Regions from separate parts of the Homo sapiens genome. Here all the other regions are linked to region 1. Evidence: chromatin loops called from intact Hi-C (ENCODE). Cell type or tissue: CD14-positive monocyte. All regions are shown on one strand. Region 1 overlaps SUB1 (SUB1 regulator of transcription). Region 2 overlaps ZFR (zinc finger RNA binding protein). Region 3 overlaps ZFR (zinc finger RNA binding protein).

Region 1 (2,500 bases):
TTTTTTTAAAGACAGGGTCTTACTCTCTTGCCGAGGCTGGAGTGTGGTGGCACCATCATGGCTCACTGCAGCCTCGACCTCCTGGTCTCAAGCAGTCCTCCCACCTCTGCCTCCAGAGTAGCTGGGACTACAGGCATCATGCCTGGTTAATTAAAAAAAAAATGTTTTTGTAGGGACCAGGTATTGCTGTGTTGCTAAGGCTGGTCTCAAACTCCTGGCCTCAGGCAATTCTTCTGCCTCAGACTCCCAAAGTGCTGGGATTACAGGTGTGAGCCATCATGAGTGGCCATAAAATGTTAATTTTGACAGTTCTCTTAGTTACTGGTGTTTATTCTGCACATAAGGTTTTCTGAATTTTAGACTTGGTACATTTTTAAGTTTGTACTAAGTTTGTGCTCTGGTCCCTTCCATTTAATTAAATCAGCACGCAGTAAAGCTAACTTGAAACCCATTGACAAGATAGGCTTTTTCTGCATTAGATGACAGCTGCACCGTAATTGGTGAATTTCGCTAAATTGAGCATCTCAGTGGAGCATAACTGAGCGTCTCACTCTGCGGTCAAGTCTTCCGTGCAGAATTGTCTTTTATCGCATAGAACTTTACATATCTGAAGAGATATTTATATCCTAGAAATAGAATAAGTTGGTCGTGTTTTTCCTAATTAGTATATATCCTTTGTAAAATAGTAAGTAATGACTAGCACTGGTAGACCTGTGATTTCCGAAAGTTTATTCAAAAGAAGCAGGCTCCCTATCTTTTTTTTTTCCTCCTGAAGCTTAGCAATTTTAGCTAAAAGAAAAGGGGAGAGCGTATGGGAGATTGGAGAAGTTGCAACCTTAAAGTATAAATATAGAATATAACAACACATGGAAGGGTAAAATAAGGCTTCAAAGACTATACTTGAGTAAATTTCTTAATTTTAAAATTTGCACCCTATATAGTATTTGAGTATGTTGATGTAACACATGTGTATTGAGCTTTTATTTGCCAGACATGCACTATTCCACAGGGAATACTTAGAGCCTGATTTATAGAATAATTGCTTTCTGCATATTGAGCTAACTTTTTGTTTGTCCCAAATAGTAATATTACTCTTGTAAACACTTAACCTTGTATACCACATTTTTCATTTCATGTTTTACATGTATATAATATTTTTCCTAGCTTCATCTAATTTGGTAACATTCAATTAATTTAGTAACATTAAAATATTTATACTATTCCATCAAGAAGGAACATGACTGCCCTCTTCTGTTTGGGTTGGGTATTGTAGTGGTTTTTATGGGTTAGCTCTTTTTGAGAATGCGACTTTCTAATAAGCTTTTAAAATAATGCTGTTTTTAAAACAACGTTGTGATTTTTGAAAGCTAGTCTAACACATAGCTGTCTACAATGATTTTTTTTTTTTTTGTAATGAGGAAGTTCTTGAGTTGCTGGCTGTCAGTGCCCAGTGCAAAATAGCTCTCTAAAGATTTGCCTAATTGTAAATTCCTTTTTTTTTAATTTTTTATTTTGAGATGAAGTTTTGCTTTTGTTGCCCAGGCTGGAGTGTAATGGCGCGATCTCGGCTCACTGCAACCTTCGCGTCCCGGGTTCAAGCGATTCTCCTGCCTCAGCCTTCCGAGTAGCTGGGATTACAGGCGTGTGCCACCACGCCTGGCTAATTTTTTTTTTTTTTTTTTTTTTTGAGATGGAGTATCGCTCTGTTGCCCAGGCTGGAGTGCAATGGCACGATCTCGGCTCACTGCAACCTCAGCCTCCTGGATTCAAGCAGTTCTCTGCCTCAGCCTCCCTAGTAGCTGGGATTATAGGTGCCCACCACCACGCCTGGCTAACTTTTTTTGTATTTTTAGTGGAGATGGGGTTTCACCATGTGGCCAGGCTGGTCTCGAACTCCTGACCTCAAGTGATCCTCCCGCCTCGGACTCCCAAAGTGCTGGGATTACAGGTGTGAGCTACCGCGCCCGGCCCATAAATTCCTTAAGCCAGCATAAATTCCTTTTGGAATAGGCAGGACATAAATAAACATATCCTGGAAATGGAATAAGTTGGTTATATTCTTTTTAATTAGTATATCTGCTTCGTAAAATAAGTAACTGACTAGCCTTAGTAGACTGTGGTTTCCAGGTTTATTCAGAAGTAGCAAGATCCCTCCATTTTTTTTTCTACCAAAGAAATCGTATGTGGGATCCCAAACCACAAAATAACCGTTCCTGTGGTTAATACTACTATAATGCCTGAAGTGTCTTTTGGGATCCTGAGAACAGAGTTTGAAAACATTACTAGACAGAAGGATTGGTTAGATTCATAGTTTTGTTGTTGAGTGAAACTTGCTTATGTATATATTTATGATATTTTGGATGTAGTCTTTTGATTGTTTAAATCTTAAAAAGTAATGGGATCTTTTGACACTGGGGTATGTTTTATTTTTATGTGTGCAAATTTTAACCATATTCTTTTCTAGTTAAAGAGGAAAAAGCAAGTTGCTCCAGAAAAACCT
Region 2 (2,500 bases), 200 kb before region 1:
GGTGGCTCATGCCTATAATCCCAGCATTTTGGGAGGCCCAGGCGGACGGATCTCCTGAAGTCAGGAGTTCAAGACCAGCCTGGCCAACGTGGCGAAACTCTATCTCTACTAATAATACAAAAATTAGCCAAGTGTGTTGGTGAGCACCTGTAATCCCAGTTACTTGGAAAGCTGAGGCAGGAGAATTGCTTGAACCTGGGAAGCGCACGTTACGTGCAGTGAGCCGAGATCACGCCACTGCACTCCAGCCTGGGCGACAGAGCAAGACTCTGTCTCAAAAAAACTACCAAGATTACAAGATTATTAAGTCTAAACATTAGCCCCTCCAAAATTGTTTTCTTCTAATGCTGAACCAGTCAAACTTTCACCCCTTGTATCACCAACGTGGACACTCACTGCAGGCCCCTGAGGCTGAGGAGGCATGCCTGGTCGGACTCCCAGAAGGCCTAATGGGCCTGGAGGACCATGAGGATAACCTCCATCTGGCATTCGGCGGCGATCATCCCAATGATGTTGTTCTTCCTCCATTCTCCTCCAGTACATGTCCTCTTCATAACGTCTGAAACATAAAGAATGACATTATAAGCATATGAGGAAAAATACAGCCCAAGAACTTGCATCAATAGTGACATAAAAAGCAATAAAAAACCCCACCAACATCAGCCTAGCTAAAATTTCTTCCCAAATGTATCTGATTTTCCATGTTTGCTTTCATTGCGAAGTAAATGAAAGAGAAAAGAGCATGAAAAGCAGAAAATTTCAGCCTGAGGAAAAAGTAAAAAGAACAGGCATCAGAAACCTCAGTTTCTTACCTCTCTCCTGCTTTAAGTATGAATTAGAAACCCAATGCCACCTAAAGGAGGCAGGCCAACACTGTGAGTAAATGACCTGAAGTGCACAGATCAACATTTGGGAATTTTCTTCATGTCCTCAAAGAAACATGCTCTTTCCTATGTCTCTACTATGAAGAAAAACAGTGCAAGGCAGTGATAAATGGCAAGTCATAGTCAGTCTTACTGTTGGGGACACATTAAGGGTGTTGGGAATTATGGTAAAGAACTTGTCCTGGCTAGAGATAACAGCTGCTGCAACTCAGCTCCTATTAATTGTTGCCATAAGGGAATACAATAGTCCCCACCATTCTCATCGCCGTGGTTTCAGTTACCTATGGTCAACCACAGTATACAAATATAGAAAAGAACGTTCCAGAAAGAAACAATTCGTAAGTTTTAAATCTTGTGCAATTTTGAGCAGTGTGATGAAATCTTGCGCTGTCCAGCTCCATCCCACCTATGAATCATCCCTTTGTCCAGCATGTCCACACAGTATACACCCTACTAGCCTATTAGTTGCTTAGTAACTAACACCGTTATCAGATGGAAAACATATAGCATATACAGGGTTTGGTACAACCTGCGATTTTAGGTATCCACTGGTGGTCTTGTAACGTAACCCCCTTGGACAAGGAGGGACTACTGCACAGGCTGTGTTGCTGAGGTCATCAGGATTTTTGTGAAACTTCACGGTTGCTGGTTCAGATTACAAAATACTATGCATACCAAATATAACACCTCTGAGCTGAACTCAGAATGTGGGCAGCTAGTGTACAGCCTCTGCTTTACTGACCAACATATGCGAAATCTACTCTTTTTTTTTTTTTTTTTTTACCATCTCCTCCCCTCTGCCCTCCCAGTTCTTTCCTCATTTTCAACTTCAAACTAGGATACCAATAATTCCCAAGGGAAACCATGTGTCTACAGCAAATTCTGTTAACAATTAGGTTAAGGTTTTACTAATGTCATCTGTTAACATATAAGAAAGAAGTGCGCTTCCTGACTACCATTACAGAAACTACCAATTTCCTCAGGTTGGGAATAAGCAGTGCTTTTTTTTCCCTTAAATTGGCAGAGTCCCACTCTGTCACCCATTGCAGTGGCCTTGACCTCCCATGATCAGGTGATCCTCCCACCTCAGCCCCCCAAGCAGATGGGAATACAGGTGTGCACCACCACGCCCAGCTAATTTTCGTATTTTTTGTAGAGATGGGGTCTTGTCATGTTGCCTAGGCTGGTCTCAAACTCCTGGGCTCAACTGATTGCCCGCCTTGGCCTCCCAAAGTGCTGGGATTACAGGCAGTGTGTCACCGTGCCCAGCCAGCAGTGCTTTTTAGGATTAACCAACTAGGGACTGATAGAAACCATTCTTCTATCTATGTTATTTAGGCTTTGAGGAAAAAATGAATAAAAACAGCTTAAACGTTCTGGAAAATCCTGTTCGTTTCAGTTTCTAATAGTTTACTGTTGTTGCTAACAACGTTTAAGTCAAATAAGGGCAGGGACCTTTATCCATTGTTTACCAATTTGTGCTCACTACCTAATACAGTTCCTGGCACACTGTGGATGCTTAATAGTTGGTATTATCAGTGAAAGAGGAAAGCACTGTATAATCTAGCTATAGAAGAGAATTCCCAATATGTTACAAAGGCAGAAACTTCATAAAG
Region 3 (2,500 bases), 180 kb before region 1:
CTCTTTCTAAAAAAATAGTTTCTAATTTATAAATAATAATATATTACTCATGTAAATAAAAATTATCTTCATACTGTATAGACAACCAGAGAAAGAGAAAGGAAAGGAAGCACATATAAGAGAGAAACAATGAACAGGAAAAGCTACTCTGGTACTTCCTATTTTGTTGAAGCTAATGTGGACATTTAAAAAAAATGTGACTAATCAGATTTCATTGTAATATAATCCTAGTTACAATTATAGCTAGTCAACCAAATAGGGAGAGACAGTAAAGTCCTATCTATCTTAAATGACAGATCTAGGAATCATAAATTCAGTATTTTCTTGAGATCTTAACAAAAGATTTCTTTCCTAAATAAGGAATCTCCTGTACTATGCCTTTAATAGATTATAAAATGTCTTTCTACCATCATTCATACTGGTGAATGATGAGCAGGTCCTCATCATTCACCACTCCAGCCAGAGTTCTCAGATGTTAATGTCTCCTCATTCAATTCATTTCCACCTGGTTGTCCGGTTAACTTACAAATCTGCTCACACCGCTCCATTTCTTAATATAGCCTCTGCAGCTCCCTTTCTGCCCACAAGATAAAGACACACACCATAGCAGAGCACACATGGCTTTACATACTCTGGCACTTCTAGCCTCATCTACTGACATTTACCCCATGTATCCTGTATTCCAGCCACAATGAACTGCAGTTCTCAAACACTCCGTGCATTCCTAATTCATCATTGTATCCCTAGCACCCTAGAGTAAGAGATAAGAAATCTCTGAGAAATAAAAGAGTGTCATTCACAGCATATCTTCTGGGAGGAATACAAAAGCTGAGTCTCTACAAAAAAGGCAATGTGTGATCTTAATCACTGTGAAAATGCAAACTTCCTCAGCTAGAAATTGGCAACAGCAGTGGACACAAAAAGGTTTTAGCCATTGTACCTCTCTGGGAGAAATATATAATTATTTAAGGAAAATAAAGGTACTCTGTTCTTCCAAAAAAGGTGTGTTACATAACCACCATCTTATGGATGTTTAGAAAGGGCTACCCAACATTTCCATGATGAACTATTTCTGATAATAAATAGCTCTTCGAGAGCCAAAATAAACAGAAATAATTTGTCTGTGGTATTCCCTGAGTATTAACCTTGAGTTTTCAATTTCATTTGGAAAAGCAGGAAAGTAAACAATCCTGTAGAAAACTCGGTGTTACTTCCTTTAATTGCAATGCTAAGCCCAAGACTCATAATGAGCCTTAAAACCCCCAAGAACATATTATATTCTTCTAAGATCTTCTCCTCCCCACGCCCCCAAAAAAGCATACAATTTACAGAACAGTCACATTATGTACCTATATTTATGTCTATCAATTAATTTAATTCCTATTATTGGGAGTAAGGTAATTTCAAAGACAATCAAGATAGTTTCTACTAAGTCTCTTCCTAATTTGTTTACTCATTTAAACACAGTTTATCAGTCTTACCAGAATATGTAACTGCTGTGGTACTGTAAGTAGCACTCTGAGTATAGGATGGCACCACAGTAGCCGCAGCTGCTACTGGCTGTACGGTGGAGGATACAGGATAGATGGAGAAAGTAGTGGTAGCTGGACTTGGTGTGGCTGGTTTTATGGCTGTCACTTGTCGAGTTTGCTGGGCTTGAGTATACTGAGTTGCACCTTGGCTGTAACCTGCTTTGGGGGCTGAAGTAGGAAAGAGACATCAGAAAATTAGAAGAGTAAGCCACTATAGTTACTGTACCAGTATCCTTAAAAAGCTGGAAAGAATAGGTACAAACATCATTAACTATAAATTTTATGCCAGCAATTTCTCCTTAGCAAAAGGCATAAAACTCTTATTACCAATATGAATAGAATATACAAATAAATATACTATCTTCTGCCAAATGCTTTCTATGTATTTCCAAAATGATTATTTTGGCAAAACTTACAACTAACTGAAATAGCAGTGCTACCACTAAACAAACTTTTCTGAAAAGGAGTGTGTGTGTGTGTGTGTGTGTGTGTGTGTGCGCGCGCGCGCGCGCGCACTAGTCAGTCTACTTCAGTTAGGCTTAATATTGGAAACAGGACAGAATGAGTTACAATGTACATATTTCAATTCACAGTAAAAACTTCAATGTTTAATCATATGAAACTTGTTCATATACCATTCATTGCATTTTAACTGATTTTTCCATAGTGAACTACAATCTAACAAGGTACTACATAATTTTTCAAATGTCAATAACTTGAATGCAGCTATTCTTAAATGGCTGCCACTGATGTCTGTCAACTTCTTTGCTGCCTCTGACATACTCAAAACAATGTATATTTTGAAAGAGTCTTAGAAGCCTTATGACTAAATTAATAATCACTTGTAAATGATCACTAAAGCACATAAATGTTATTTCTGAAAAAGGCCCAAAATCACGGGGCCAAGCTCATTTTTTGTTCAGTTAAGTAAAAGTACATTAGAACTTTTATCTTTTTTTTTTTTGAGA

What was found. Hi-C counts contacts between places; a loop is a spot of excess contacts. Peaks named below come from ENCODE experiments on the same cell type or tissue, not always from the same donor. Only the 100,000 strongest peaks of a DNase experiment are listed, where the experiment ranks them.
Region 2: a loop joins it to region 1, with 3 times the contacts of the local background. A loop is called at or near these places in 13 of 110 quality-filtered maps.
Region 3: it touches region 1 in a loop (2.9-fold over the local background); 12 of 110 quality-filtered maps call a loop at or near these places.

Annotation. Positions count from the first base shown.
Region 1 is chr5:32,589,099-32,591,598 of GRCh38, forward strand. It overlaps SUB1 (SUB1 regulator of transcription), which reads left to right. Exons shown (of 5, transcript NM_006713.4): 3 at 2,465-2,500. Among named protein-coding and RNA genes, the nearest start is that of SUB1, 4.8 kb to the left of the region's middle. In CD14-positive monocyte, CTCF peaks have their summits at 1,250 (motif pointing left) and 1,451; a DNase peak (open chromatin) is centred at 1,273.
Region 2 is chr5:32,389,879-32,392,378 of GRCh38, forward strand. ZFR (zinc finger RNA binding protein) reads right to left here. Exons shown (of 20, transcript NM_016107.5): 12 at 397-559. Among named protein-coding and RNA genes, the nearest start is that of MIR579, 3.3 kb to the right of the region's middle. In CD14-positive monocyte, no CTCF peak of the experiment used is centred here; a DNase peak (open chromatin) is centred at 1,283; H3K27ac peaks cover 2,500 bases.
Region 3 is chr5:32,413,488-32,415,987 of GRCh38, forward strand. It overlaps ZFR (zinc finger RNA binding protein), which reads right to left. Exons shown (of 20, transcript NM_016107.5): 5 at 1,482-1,700. Among named protein-coding and RNA genes, the nearest start is that of MIR579, 20 kb to the left of the region's middle. In CD14-positive monocyte, no CTCF peak of the experiment used is centred here; no DNase peak of the experiment used is centred here; H3K27ac peaks cover 944 bases.